Linked DNA regions of Mus musculus: region 2 is linked to region 1. Evidence: chromatin loops called from intact Hi-C (ENCODE). Cell type or tissue: left cerebral cortex. All regions are shown on one strand.

What was found. A loop is a pair of places that touch in the nucleus more often than their neighbours do. Peaks named below come from ENCODE experiments on the same cell type or tissue, not always from the same donor. Only the 100,000 strongest peaks of a DNase experiment are listed, where the experiment ranks them.
Region 2: a loop joins it to region 1, with 13 times the contacts of the local background. A loop is called at or near these places in 6 of 42 quality-filtered maps.

Annotation. Positions count from the first base shown.
Region 1 is chr5:69,703,285-69,705,784 of GRCm38, reverse strand. No RefSeq gene overlaps it. Among named protein-coding and RNA genes, the nearest start is that of Gm26044, 48 kb to the left of the region's middle. In left cerebral cortex, a CTCF peak has its summit at 1,372 (motif pointing left); DNase peaks (open chromatin) are centred at 872 and 1,351.
Region 2 is chr5:71,091,163-71,093,662 of GRCm38, reverse strand. Gabra2 (gamma-aminobutyric acid (GABA) A receptor, subunit alpha 2) reads left to right here. Exons shown (of 10, transcript NM_008066.4): 3 at 1,576-1,691. Among named protein-coding and RNA genes, the nearest start is that of Gabra2, 3.4 kb to the left of the region's middle. In left cerebral cortex, a CTCF peak has its summit at 1,032; DNase peaks (open chromatin) are centred at 410, 986 and 1,547; H3K4me3 peaks cover 1,551 bases; H3K27ac peaks cover 976 bases.

The DNA.
Region 1 (2,500 bases):
GTTATTGTATGGAGACCATTAGAATATGTCCAGGAGTATAGATGTATCAGGATATAGGTAAAGGTATATAGATGGTTGTTATAGTATAATTTCTTGAGAACCCTCTATGTTGTTGTCCAAATTCACGATACTGGTTTATAATGCACCAACTTTTGTGTAACTTTTAACAAGATTATAGTAAAGGATCTGCCACAGATAAGGATAGGCTCAACTTGCTCAGCTCCAGACTTTTAGAAACCCTGTTTTATGAATGCTATTTTTTCTTCCATTGTCAGCCAAGCATTCTAGTTGGACAGACAAGACGCCATCTACTGCTGGCTGCTCTGCGTAGTACTGGGAAAGACAATGAACCCTAACCCTTGCTGAGCTACAAAAGGGATTTCTTGTAATTAGAAGTTAATATGCCAAGCTTAGCCCAAGGCTATTTAAGCAGACATTATCAGTGGCATGGCCTAACGGTCTGTTAGCATTTGTCTGGTCTTAGCCTCCATCCATCTGTTCAAAATATGTATCCAACTCCATCTTGGCTGTCTTGAGCCTCTCCATGAGACAATTAGAGAGGATGGGCATCTTAGTATTCTATACGTAGAGCATGCTAGTTGGGGATATGCCATTTAAAAAAAAGTGGTTATTTCCATATCTGAAGACTAAGCCTTATTCAGGTGACTAAGACCCTTATTTATTACCTAGACATAGACAAATTTCCTAGAGCTTTGTCTATTTCTTGCTGCCAAATGTTTCTTTTCCCACACTCCTGCCAAAAGAGCCACCTGTCTGCCTAGCTGTGCCTGGAATTCCTTGGTGAAAGTTGACCTGTCTGCACTTTCTATCAAGGAGACCTTGGTGACTCTGATTCCCATGTTAATTTGTCTTACTACAAGTAATAGAATCTTCCTCCAGATACCAACATTTAATGAATGTCTGACATTAAGTCTCATAAGAGATTGCTAAAAGCACAAGAAGTCCTGACTCCCAGACAGCCTGGCATTTGTTAGGCTGAATCAGCAGCAGCTCAAAGAATTGAGTCAGCTCTTAGCTCATAATTGATCTTTTAATGTATGTACCTTGTTTTTAATCATATTATAAAGAAAAAGAAAAAACACTTTATTTAAAGGAAACATGACCAGCATTTTGAGAAATGTTTATTTCTACTTTGAATGACTAAATGCCTTGTGTCCATTCGGAAAGGGGATGTGGCTTTTTCATACTCTCCATGTTCCCACAGGGGTGAAAAGGCATGGATGGATTCCATGAATACAATTAGCAGATTGCAGAAGGCTTTGGAAATACACATATCAGCCTTCCTGAAAGTGTCAGTAGCAGGTCAGGTGGGCAAGGAAATTTCCTGTCTTGTCCTATACTGCCATCCTGTGGGAGGTACAGGCAAAATAGTTCCTTAAGAACTCAGCTAATCACACTTCACAGTGGTACCTGGATGAGCCCAGTTTTCCTCTTAGGACAGAGAGCAAAGTAAATAATAAAACTATATTTTATGTTCTAGTGCTGGTGACTTCGATAATCTTCATGAACTGAATAAATAGAGATCTAACCTAAACAACACAACTCCAGCCATCTTCTGCTATACCAGACACACTTGTAGGCTTAGAATTTACAAAACCTATTTTATTTAGTGTTCTGAAATGCTTTAACCTCCATTATAGCTCACTGACCAGGAGCAGGGGAGAAAAAAAAGTTCATAGGAAAAGGGGGTTGTGGATTTTTCTTTAGTGATAGTTCTTTGGGGGAAATTCTACTCTTCATCATCAGATAACCAGCAGTCCACTTCAATAGTAAACACTAACCATGAATCTGTATCAGCAGCACAATTCAGCAGAGGAAGCAAGGCTCTGGCCAAGTGGCATGAGTTGGTGGAAGCAGCCAGTATCAGCAGGGATATTACAGGATGCTCTCTGGTGCATTTCTCTCTATGAAATCAAGACCAGCAAAGACCAGTGAAAACCAGCAAAGAAGCAAGACCAGTGAACACCAGCAAAGACAAGGGAAATAGCAAAGCGTTTCACAGTGTAGATATGGGAGAGCATCCTTTTAATGTCTGTGGGGTCCATTTATATTCTCTCTAAACATCACACGCCCTCTCAAGAGTCTGTTTCCAGCAAAACATCAAAGGCCCTCTGACAAGACAGCTTCCAGAAAAATATCATGTGACACAGTTTTAGAAAAACATTACACAACACAACTGAATTGTTAAAGAAACCAGAAATGTCTACTTGTCTGTCGTTTATTTATCCACCTTCATGACACCCATGAAAATAGAGATTTTTACCATCAGAGCATTCCAAATACATAGAACACAGCCAGAGACACATGAGTTAGGCAATTACTGTCTTGAATATAGTTTGATATATTCATCTAATGTATAGTTATATTCTTCCCACTGGAAGGAATCAGATTGTATAAATTTATTAAAGAGCCTTTATCTTTCCAACATTGCAGTCAATTTTGCCAATCAGATCAAAATATAATGCATGAAGATCAGATT
Region 2 (2,500 bases), 1.4 Mb before region 1:
TTATGAGTTCTAACAAAATAATGTTTAAGATATTTTGGAACAGAAAAGAAATCTGTTTGGAAATACTTCACTTAACTGGGAAATGCCATCTATGACTAAATATTGACTTTAGAAAGATAATCTGAACTATAACTGAGAAACAAACACCTCAGGTGAAACACTTCAGCTAGACTCTTGTGACTATCTTAGGGACTGGCTTTAAAAATTAGAATGAGAAACTTTTGAAGGTAGAGTATATGAATTGATATTCTTACATAACTTGAAGATGTCCATCTTCATGTCCACACTTCAACACTCCCTCTGTTCTTCAAAATTCCAGCTTGAAGTTTATTGCCAATTTTGGTGTATTATAAGTATTGTTAGCTTCTGGTTCTGCATTCATTTAAATGTAAATGGTCTCTGTCGCTGATGTTTTATATGATATATATTGACTAGAATGGAAGTACACACACTCCCTGACTTTAAAGGCTTAGGCATTCACTTATCAATGAATAAGACCCAAGACCCAGTGCTGACAGCTTAACTAAATATCACTCTACTCATTTTCTGTTCTATATTTGACCCAATAATGTTCATGGCAGTATTTTATTCTATTATATAAATGATTCCTTTTTGGGGACAGTAATTTAAATCTCTGAATCATTCCGAGAAAAAATGGCAATGAGAGGGGACACTCTGTTTTATACATTCAGTTTATTTGACCAAATTGCTGTCACAAAATCAGGTTTCTGGCTTTATGATGGAGAAATCATGAAGAAAAATCACTGCCTCTAAAGCTTTGCTAGGGGTGTTTTAAGACCCCTTTTCTTGCCACAAATTTATCACCAGAGAAAGGCTAACTGGACACTTTTATCTTTATGTAGCCCCTTATTACTTCTCTGAGACCACTCAAAGGACCTGGCCTTCTTAGAGTCTGTGAGGGTGTGTGTTGCTCTTGCCTTCAGACCCCATCTCCATCTCCTGGCTACACTGGAGCTTGGCAACCTGCCAGTGGAGTTCCCCTGATGTCTATATTATGCTTGGCCATTGGGTGGAGGTATATCCCAAGTGAGGAAATTACTTTCATCTAAAACTGTGAAAGACATAAGAGAACAAGAATGCTATGTATAAGAATGACAGGGAATTTTTGTGCCACCAAGATAACAGTTTATTTTCCAATTAATAGTCACAACACTGAAGAATTACTTCAGAAGTTTCTCTAGTTATTTCATTCATCTAATTGCAAAGCAATCTTGTTGATAATGCCTACATATGAGAATCAACAAATATGGTGTGTTCTAAAGAGGAGACATTAAGATTATAGCTCATACAGAATAACAAATGCTAGAAGTCTCAAAGGTGTTACCATTATTCTTTTGATATTTACTGTTTCTTTTTTGAAACAGAATACTTACCTTCCCAGCAAGTTTAGTGCTATTTATAGAGTGAAAAAGAGAAAGAAATGTATGTCACTAATGGCTGAAGGAGCCTTAAATTAAGTTAAATTCAGATCAAGGAGAAAGAGCATTTTGGCGCTTAGCCAAACACTGTATGTACATATATGATATATACAAATGTGTAAAATTATCTGTTTAGGTTGGTGCTGGCTAACATCCAAGAAGATGAGGCTAAAAATAACATCACCATCTTTACAAGAATTCTAGACAGACTTCTGGATGGTTATGATAATCGGCTTAGACCAGGACTGGGAGGTAAAAATAGTTTTCCTTTATTTTAAACCTTCAAAATACAATGGCTTTACAAGTTAAAGGTAAGGTGCTCATCTTAATGCACTCTATGCATGAAGAAATTGTCAAGTCTTTGAAGTCCTACAGAATGAAAAGTAAGAAAAACAAAATAAACATTATAACGTCCCTTTGCACATGTCTAACCTATTTAGCTATATATTGTGTAGAGTGCCCATATTCATATAGGGATGTGTGTGTGTGTGTGTGTGTGTGTGTGTGTGTGTGTGTGTGAACAGTTTTATAGTTAAATTATTGGAAACATCCTGTTTTCTATGCAGAGAATATATATTTGTATTATTTATCTGCTGTGCCTGTGTAGCATCAAATGCTACTAAATTATCACTTTTACAAATGCCTATCTTCAGATCAGCATAGATTACACAATAATCAGAGAAATAAAGATGTTGCAAATATGTAGTGGCTGTAATCCTACTTTACAAAGTTGAAACAGTTGAATTTCAGGCTTCAACAACAATTTTCAAGTAAAAAAAAATGTTTTTTAAATCTAAGAAGTTATCGAAATTAGAGGAGGCTAGTGTGTTAAATGCCAATTAGTGTTCAGGATTGTTAAGTGACACTAAAGTTAGATACAAGTAAGCATAGGGATGGGACTGATAAAAATATCCCAAGCCAAGATATTGTTACTTATGAGTTTTAACAATGTTAAATGCTTGCCTATTTGTACACATATAGATATGTTACTTAAAATGTTAGTTAAAAACTATATATGATAAATATGCCCATGTACACATAATTATTGCAATGCTTAATTG